2 separate regions of the Homo sapiens genome follow, and region 2 is linked to region 1. The links are chromatin contacts, found by Hi-C or POLR2A ChIA-PET in ENCODE. All regions are on one chromosome and are shown on one strand. Each heading gives the region's core, a stretch centred on a gene start or an enhancer-like site at or near the end of the contact. The rest is flanking DNA. Distances are from core to core; before and after follow the strand shown.

The links. Hi-C counts contacts between places; a loop is a spot of excess contacts on that map. ChIA-PET counts read pairs that join two places held with the same protein, here RNA polymerase II (POLR2A). Pooled maps may share reads with other maps.
Region 2: a loop to region 1 is called in a pooled map, with 2.6 times the contacts of the local background. The contact joins two enhancer-like sites. A Hi-C loop is called at or near these places in 1 of 168 maps with a recorded cell type or tissue (CD14-positive monocyte), 1 of 37 single-sample maps with no recorded cell type and 4 of 50 pooled maps. POLR2A ChIA-PET finds 5 or more read pairs at or near these places in 21 of 52 experiments (B cell, CD4-positive, alpha-beta T cell, CD8-positive, alpha-beta T cell and 13 more).

What each region holds. Positions count from the first base shown.
Region 1 is chr6:37,152,800-37,157,611 of GRCh38, reverse strand. No RefSeq gene overlaps it. Among named protein-coding and RNA genes, the nearest start is that of PIM1, 15 kb to the left of the region's middle. Within about 2 kb of position 1,996, at least 7 of the 41 ENCODE cell types and tissues checked have a DNase peak (open chromatin) inside an H3K27ac peak, as active enhancers do.
Region 2 is chr6:37,027,091-37,031,930 of GRCh38, reverse strand. It overlaps FGD2 (FYVE, RhoGEF and PH domain containing 2), which reads right to left. Exons shown (of 16, transcript NM_173558.4): 15 at 4,356-4,502; 16 at 2,862-3,983. The coding sequence ends at 3,768. Among named protein-coding and RNA genes, the nearest start is that of FGD2, 24 kb to the right of the region's middle. RefSeq lists an enhancer at 2,209-2,288. Within about 2 kb of position 2,455, at least 5 of the 41 ENCODE cell types and tissues checked have a DNase peak (open chromatin) inside an H3K27ac peak, as active enhancers do.

The DNA of each region.
Region 1 (4,812 bases), core at 747-3,246:
TTTTACCCAAGAAGGTAAATAACTTGCCCAAGGTCTACAGATCAGACAGACACAAGCCCTAATTGGGGGACAATGTATGGGGTAGCTCTTTGTGTGTTAGAGTTCACACTCAGAGCATGGAGGGCTCTGAGCCAGATTAAATACAATCAGGATGTAAGGTAATGAATGGAAAGACAATAGAGTTCATGGATAATTTCCTTCAATATGTGTGCAAAAGAAATGAATGGTGATTGGAACAATGTTAAAAGTTGACCATGTAGGTGAGTAGTGTCAAAGAAGAATGGCTGCTAAAAATGAGAGCTTTTAGTGGCCAGGCATATGGGGTAAGGGTTAGCCTTAGCTTAAAGGGAAACTACAATCTTTATAGCAGTAAGATAAGAATCTTTTTTTTTTTTTCTTGAGTTGGAGTCTCAATCTGTCGCCCAGGCTGGAGTGCAGTGGCGCAATCTTGGCTCACTGCAACCTCCACCTCCCGGGTTTAAGCTATTCTCCTGCCTCAGCCTCCTGAGTAGCTGGCATTACAGGCACCTGCCACCACGCCCAGCTAATTTTTGTATTTTTAGTAGAGATGGGGTTTCACCATGTTGGTCAGGCTGGTCTCTAACTCCTGACCTCGTGATCCGCCCGCCTCGACCTCCCAAGGTGTTGGGATTATAGGCGTGAGCCACTTCACCTGGCCCATAAGAATCTTTTGTATCTTGCAGTGATACTGACTGATTTGGTCAATTAATTAATAAACCTTTACTGAACAGCTACTATGTTTAAAGTACTGTGCTAAATACATGGAGTTATATACAGAGGCAAAAGATATGGTCCTAATTCCTGCTTAAGGAATCACATATAGGCCAGGCATAGTGGCTCACACTTGTAATCCCGGCACTTTGGGAGGCCGAGGCAGGAGGAATGCTGAACCCAGGAGTTTGAGACCAGCCTGGGCAAGAGTGAGACCCTGTATCTACCTAAAATTTGTGTGTGGAGTTGGTGTGTGGGTATGTGTGTTGTTTTTTTGAGACAGTCTCACTCTGTCGCCCAGGCTGGAGTGCAGTGGCACAACCTCGGCTCATTGCAGTCTCAACCTCTCGGGCACGAGTGATCCTCTCACCTCAGCCTTCCAAGTAGCTGGGACTACAGGCACATGCCACAATGACCAGCTAATTTTTGTATTTTTTGTAGAGACAGAGTTTTGCCATGTGGCCCAGGCTGGTCTCAAATTCCTGAGCTCAAGTGATCCACCAGCCTCAGCTTCCCAAAGTACTACGATTACAGGCCTGAACCAACACATCCAGCCCCCAAAATTTTTTAAAAATTAGCAAGGCGTAGTGGCATGCGACTGTGGTCCCAGCCTCTCAGGAGGCTGAGGTGGGAGGATTGCTTGAGGTTGCAGTGAGCTATGATCACACCACTGCACTCCAGCCTGGGCAACAGAGTGAGAACCTGTCTCAAAAACATTTTTAAATATAATTTGAGATGGGGGTCTTGTTCTGTTGCCCAGGCTAGTCTCAAAATCCTGGCATCAAGCAATCCTCCCACCTTGGCCTCCCAAAGTGCTAGAACTACAGGTGCAAACCACCTTGACTGTCCTAATCTCTATTTTACAGATGACCAAAACCAAATCTCAGAGACAGGAAGTAATTTGCCAAAGTTCTCATAGCATTTGCAGAACAAGGATAGTGAACTCAGACTTTATTGTTACCCTAGGTTCTTATAGAGATATAATTAGTAACGAAAGGTAGTATTTACCAAGTGGCAAATTAATGGCATAGGCAATGCATATTTTTTGCTGTAATATGTTTACAAGTTCAAGGTCTAAATGCTAACTAGAACTTTTCCTGGGGAATTTTCAGGTGCAGAGGGACTTTCCCAGTTGTCTCCTCAACTGCTTTAGCATGAAAACAGAAAATGGTCTCGTCTCTGTGCACCTGTGCCACCTCAATCATACACATCACACGTGCTCTTGATATGTCTAGTTCGGTAGTTCTGAAAGTGTGTGGTCTTCGGACCAGCAGCACCTGGAAACTTGTCAGAAATGCAAATTATCGGGCCCACTGCCTGCCCACTGAATCAGAAACTCCGGGGGTGGAGCCCAGCGATCTGTGTTTTGATAAGCACTCCAGGCGACTCCAGTGTACCTTGGGGTTTCAGAACCCATGGTCTGTCTCATGGCTCTCCAGAGAGTCTGTGAACTCCTGGAAGGCAGAGCCTGTGTCCTTGCAGTTTTTGTTTCCCTAGCATCAAGACTTGAACACAGTGGATATTAATAAATATTTCTAAAACTGAACCACAGGAGTGAATATGGCTCGGCAGAAAACCAACATCCCATTATCCTACTCTTTTCATATGATGATTAATACTTTTAGGTTTACTTTATGTAACGGATTGAATTGTGTCCCCCAAAATTCATGTAAAAGTCCTAACTCCCTAGTACCTCAGAAAATATAACTGTATTTGGAGATAGGGCCTTTAAGAAGTAATTAGGGTAAAATGAGGTCATATGTGTAGACCCTAATGCAATATGACTGGTATCCTTATAAGAAGAGGAGATGAGGCTGGGTGTGGTGGATTATGCCTGTAATCCCAGCACTTTGGGAGGCCAAGACGGGCGGATCACGTGAGGACAGGGGTTCGAGACCAGCCTGGCCAACATGGTAAAAGCCCATCTTTACTAAAAATACAAAAAAATTAGCTGGATGTTGTGGTGGGCACCTATAATCCCAGCTACTTGGGAGGCTGAGGCAGGAGAATCACTTGAACCCAGGAGGCAGAGGTTGCAGTGAGCCGAGATCACACCACTACACTCCAGCCTGGGCGACAGAGCAAGACTCTGTCTAAAAAAAAAAAAAAAAAAAAAAAAAAATTGCTTGAGGCCAGGAGTTCAAGACCATCCTGGGGAACATAGTGAGACCCCGGTCTCTACCAAAAAATAGATATTTTTTAAAATAACCAGGCATGGTGGTATGCACCTGTAGTCCCAGCTACTCAGGAGGCTGAAGTGGGAGGATTGCTTGAGCCTAGGAGTTCGAGAGTGTAGTGAGTCATGATTGTACCACCGCACTCCAGCCTGGGATAGAGTAAGACCCTGTCTCCAACAACAATAACAAAGGGGAAAAAAAAAAAAAAGAAAATACAGGGAGGAGAAGACAGCCATCTGCAGTCAAATGCTCTACCCCTGAGAAGACACCTGTCTACAAGCCCAGGAGAGTGGCTTCAAAAGAAACTGACCCTACAGACATCAGGACCTTGGACTTCTAATCTCCAGAATTGGATCAAAATTTAATTTCTGTTGTTTAAGGCATCCAGATTGTGTAGTCCTTTGTTATGACAGCTCTAGCAGACTAATACACTTTATGAAAAATTTTACACCAGGCACAGTGGCTCACACCTGTAATCCCAGCACTTTGGGAGGCCAAGACAGGTAGATCGCTTGAGCCCAGGAGTTCAAGGCCAGCCTGGGCAACATGGTAAAACCCTGTCTCTATAAAAAAATACAAAAATTAGCCAGGCTGATGGCACATACCTATAGTCCTAGCTACTCTGGAAGCTGAGAAGGGAGGATCACTTGAGCCCAGGAGGTGGAATTTGCAGGGAGCTGAGATTGTGCCACTGTACTCCAGCATGGACAACAGAGCAAGATTCTCTGTTTTTCACTTTTTTTTTTTTTAAGACAGATTCTCAGTCTGTCGCCCAAGCTGGGGTGCGGTGGCATGCGATCACAGCTCACTGCAGCCTCCACCTCCCCAGGCTCAAGTGATCCTCCTGCCTCAGCCTTCCAAGTAGCAGGGGCTCCAGGCATGTGCCACCATGCCTGGCTAATTTTTGTATTTTTTGTAGAGATGGGGTTTCACCATGTTTCCAAGGCTGATCTCAAACTCCTAAGTTCAAGTGACCGCCTGCCTCAGGCTCCCAAAGTGCTGGGGTTACAAGCATGAGTAACTGTGCCTGGCTAAGACTCTGTCAAAAAAAAAAAAAAAAGAAAGAAAGCGAGAGAGGAAGAAAAAAGAAAGAAAGAAAAAGAGAGAAAGAAAGAAAAGGAAGGAAAGAGAAGGAAGGAAGGAAAGATGAAGGAAGGAAGGAAGGAGTGAGCCAGGCGCGGTGGCTCATGCCTGTAATCCCAGCACTTTCGGAGGCTGAGGTGGATGGATCATGAGGCCAGGAGTTCGAGACCAGCCTGGTCAACATGGTGAAACCCCGTCTCTACTAAAAATAAAAAAAATTAGCTGGATGTGGTGGCGGGCACCTGTAATCCCAGCTATGTGGGAGGCCGAAGCAGGAGAATCGCTTGAACCTGGGAGGCAGAGGTTGCAGTGAACCAAGATCACGCCGTTGTACTCCAGCCTGGGCAACAAGAGCAAAACTCCATCTCAAGAAAAAAGAAAGATTTTACAAAAATACTGACTCTGAAATCCAATAACTCCCATCCAAGCCCAGCCTATGACAAGAAAATCTTATTTTTGGGTGAGTGTTAATAGTCTTTAGATATTAGCTATTAAAGTGTTCAAGAAATTACTCTCTTTTGTTTTTTTTTTTGAGACAGAGTTTCACTCTTGTTGCTCAGGCTGGGTGCAATGGTGCAATTTCAGTTCACTGCAACCTCTGCCTCCCGGGTTCAAGCGATTCTCCTGCCTCAGCCTCCCGAGTAGCCGGGATTACAGGCACCCGCCACGATGCCCAGCTCATTTTCTGTATTTTTAGTAGAGACAGGGTTTCATCATGATGGCCAGGCTGGTCTCAAACTTTTGACCTCAGGTGATCCACCCACCTCGGCCTCCCATAGTGCTGGGATTACAGGCATGAGCCACCGCACGGGGCCAGAAA
Region 2 (4,840 bases), core at 1,206-3,705, 130 kb after region 1:
TGGTTTTCACACCAAATCCTACAAAGAGGCACTGCTTGTCAAGTTACAATGAATACATGGAGGCTCAAGAGGTTGGGTGATATCCCCAAGACCCTATGTCAAGCCTTCAACAGAACTGGAATTTGAGCTTTTCAGGCTATCAAGGGGGTGCCCTTTGCATGATATCAGCTGCCCCTGAGATTTGGAAAGTAGTAGCATATTACCTTGCCAGGCGTGGTGGCTCACACCTGTAATCCCAGCACTTTGGGAGGCCAAGGCAGGTGGGTCACCTGAGGTCAGGAGTTTGAGACCAGCCTGGCCAACATGGTGAAACCCCGTCTCTACTAAAAATACAAAATTAGCTGGGCGTGGTGGTGCATACCTGTAATGTCAGCTACTTGGGAGGCTGAGGCAGGAGAATCGCTTGAACCTGGGAGGCAGAGGTTGCAGTGAGCGGAGATCGTGCCACTGCACTTCAGTCTGGACAACAAGAGCAAAACTCCATCTCAAAAAAAAAAAAAAAAGAAAAGAAAAAGTAGTATAAGTAGTATACTACCTGGCACGTATTAGGTACACATAGTAGGTAATAATCATTTGCAAAATACCTACTTTTTTTTCATTTTGAGACAGGGTCTCAGTCTGTCACCCATGCTGGAGTGCAGTGGTACAATCATAGCTCATTACAGACTCAAACTCCTGGGCTCAAGCGATCCTCCTGCCTTGACCTCCCAAAGTGCTGGGATTACAGATGTGAGCCTGTATGCATTTCTTTGTATCATAAACATTTAAAAGGTCATGAGCCCTATACATTCACCAGAATGTCTAAAATTATTAATTTTAAAAAAACAAACTTCAAACCTGACTATACCAAATGCATGAGCAGGGGAAATGTCATACATTGCTGGTAGGAATGCAGAATGGTACAACCAATATGGAAAACAGCTTGGTAGTTTCTGATAAAGTTAGACACTTACTCAGTGACCCAATTTTAGGTATTTACCTAAGAGAAAAGAAAACGTGCTCACACAAACACTGAACATGAACGTTTATAGTTCATAGGAGTATTATTCATAATTGCCCCAAACTGGAAATAACCCAAGTATACTTAACCTGGTAAACAGATGAACAACTGTGGTATGCCCATGCAATGGAATACTACTCAGCAATGAAAAAGGAATGAACTACTGACATGGAGAACAAAATGGATGAATCTCAAATATATAATGCTGAGTAAAGGAAGCCAGGCTTAAAAAGCTATGGTTCCATTTAAATGACATCTGGAAAAGGCAAAATTATCAGTCAGAAACAGATCAATGGTTACCAGAGGCAAGGAGTAGGGGTGTGGGTTGACTACAAAGGGTGGCATGGGGACACTTATAGGGGGATTGTGGTGGTAGCTGTATGACTGTACTCTTCTGCCAAAACTTAGAAAATATACTAATAAGGGTGGATTTTACAGTCTGTAAATTACACCTCAGTAAACCTAACAATGACAGCACAAAGGTTGTGTGCCCTCGCTTCCCTCTCCTGACGGCTACCTCATTTTGCTCCACAGTGAAGCCACTCTCCATACTCCCACTCAGATTAAACCCCTGGAAAAGCTTAGGTATCAGTGCTGCAGAATCGACTCTGCTGTCACCGAGCCAGCTGCCTTCAGCATCATTGGCGAGTTTTAAAATGCTGATGCAGGCCAGGTGCAGTGGCTCATGCCTGTAATCCCAGTACTTTGGGAGGCTGAGATGGGTGGATCACCGGAGTTCAGGAGTTTGAGACCAGCCTGGCCAATATGGTGAAACCCCGTCTCTACTAAAAATACAAAAATTAGCCGGGCATGGTGGCGCACGCCTGTAATCCCAGCTACTTGGAAGGTTGAGGTAGGAGAATCACTTGAACCTGGGAGGCAGAGGTTGCAGTGAGCCAAGATGGCGTCACTGCACTCCAGCCTGGGTGACAGAGTGACAGACTCCATCTCAAAAATAAAAATAAAAATAAAAAATAAATAAAATGCTGATGCTGTCCGGGCATGGTGGCTCATGCCTATAATGCCAACACTTTAGGAGGCCAAGGCAGGAGGATTGCTTGAGCTCAGGAGTTTGAGGTCAGTCTGGGCAATATAGTGAGACCCCATCTCTACAAAAATTTTAAAAATTAGCTGGATGTGGTGGCGTGCACCTGTGCTTCTAGATACTCAGGAGGCTGAGGAAGGAGGATAGCTTAAACCCAGAAGGTCAAGGTTCCAGTGGGCTCTGATCACACCACTGCACTCCAGCCTGGATGACAGAGCAAAACCCTGTCTCAAATAAACAAACAAACACCCTACAGGAGGGAAGTGGCCTCAGGTTGGAGGCAGGCAAAGCTGCTGGGCCTGTGATGGGACAAAAACCTGTGACTCATCCATGCTTCCTCCTTTCAGGGCAGAGCCCAGCAATGGCTGGACCTGCTGAGAGCAGCTGAGGGTGTTCTGGCCACTGCTGGGGCCACTGCATGTGGCCTGCTGACCACTGCCACCCCCTGGTGGTCTCTTATGAAAAAGCATCCTCACCCACCAGCGAGGTGGGGATGAGGGGACAGGGATGCTCCTCCCGTCACCCTTCCTCCCACCATTCACCTTTCTCTCTTGTCTTCCCAGCTTCTTCACTCTCTTTCCCTCTCTTTTGCTTCTCCTCACTCTCCTCCCCTCTCTGCTTGTCTTATTGTTCTGCTCCATGATAGAAAGAGCTTTGACCTTAGTTCACCGGGTTAAAACCTGGCTCTGGCATCTACGAGCTACATGACCAATTGAGCCAATTACTAAACCTCTCTGAGTCGGTGTCTTCATCTGGAAATGGGGATAACTCTGGATGGTAAAATGACATAATCCACATAAAACACCTTGCACAGAGCCTGGTCCAATAGATGTTTATTATTATTATTACTACTATCATGACTGGCACTTGACAGGGGCTCAACCATTGGTTGTGGTAGTTTGCTCTCTTTATTCTTCATCCCAGGTAACCCAGGCTATATATTAGACTCCAGTGGGTACTCTTAAAAAATATGCATGCGCCAGGTATGGTGGCTCACGCCTGTAATCCCAGCACTTTGGGAGGTGGAGGTGGGAGCATCGCTTGAGGCTGGGAGTTTGAGACCAGCCTGAGTAACATGGTGAAATCCCATCTCTACAAAAAATAAAAAAATTAGCTTGGCACAGTGGCACACACCTATAATCCCAGCTACTTGGGAGGCTGAGGCGGGAGGATCACTGGAGCCCGGGAGAGCGAGGCTGTAGTGAGCCATGTTTGTGCACTCCAGCCTGGGAAACAGAGTAAGACTCTGTCTCAAAAAAAAAAAAAAAAAGACCCCATGCCTCCCCCAACTCAGCCCATTTAAATCGGTGGTGGTACTTCAGTACAGGCATTGTTTTTTACATTTTTAAAATTAATTTACTATGTGTTTTTCACCAGTACTCTTTAAAAGCTCCCCAGGAGATACAAATGAAAAACCATACTATGGTGACCACCAGTCCGGGGTTACCTGGGGCTTTCCCAGTTTTAGCACTGGAAGTCCCATGGCCCAGGAGCCCCCTCCCCGCAAGGCAAACTGAGACACTTGGTTGTCCCCTTTCTAGAAAGGAATGGACCCATATTTTCTAATCCCAGATCGGGACACGTGGCCTGGGCGCAGATGGCTGAATCAATTCTCTGAAAGCACCACTTGGGGCAGTGGGTCACTGAGGCCACAGGGTCAGTCTGTGGCAGGAGCTGGGTTCAGGGTGGGGAGAGGTGGGCAGGAGAGCGGCTGGCAGTGGCTCAGTCGGACAGGTCCCCATCGTTGGGCCAGCTGGGGCTCCAGCCACTGGCCGCCCGCTCCATGGCCTTCACCCAGCGGCCCTTCAGCTCCTCCGTCTCGGCCTTGAAGGTGTAGAGCTGGCCTGACTGCTGTAGCTGGAAGACCCGAGGGTCCCCCTGGGGCCCAACAGTCACCTGGTAGCCCAGCAGGGGGATGGAGGTGTGAGCCCTCATGTCCTGGGGGGAGGAGAGAGCAGTGGGCCACTGTCCCCTCTCAGTCCTACTGCCCCAGATAGCCATCGTGAAGGCAACAGCCACGCACGCACAGCTCACACCCTAAACCCCCATGGGTTGGGGGTGGGCTGGTGAAGGCCATCGAGGAAGAGGACAGAAGAACTGGCTGCCTCTGAGGGCAAAGCAGTGGTGACCTAGAGTCAGGGCACAATTCTGAAACCTACCAACCTTGAGACTCCAGGATACCATATCCTCATTGGGCCTCAGTTTCCCTATCTGACATATGGAGCTAGCAATACTCACCCCTGACCCCCTTCACACACACGCTGTGGGAAGGCCAGGGCCTGACGGGGGGCGGGCAGGTGGTGGCCTTACCTGAGGGGCAGCATAGACATAGAGCACGAGGGGGTCATCCCGAGGGATCACACACCAGCCCCGGGGGCCGCTCTTGCCCCACTTGTCCCCGATGAGCTGCAGGAAGCTGCACATCAGGCTCTGGTCAGGCGTGGCTGAGGACCCTTTCTAAAACCAGAAGGAGGGACTGTCAGGGAGCAGAGCAGCCGCAAGTGCCAGATGTTGGTCTGGGGGCTTGACAATCACTATCTCCAATCCTTACAGCAGTACTGAATGGAGGGGTCCTTGGTCCTTGAGGCTCAGAGAGGTCCCATCAAGTGCCTGTGGTCACACAGCTAGCTGGCCAGTGGCAGAGCTGCAGTCAAACCCCAGCCTGCCTGAACCTGTCGCGTGTGTGCCCACAAGGGGCAGGTGCCGGGAGGGTGCCTGGAGCTGCTCCAGGAAACAGAATTGGGCCCTGAGAAGGGGCTGAGCATCTCCAGGGGCAGGCTGTGTTGCCTAGTGGT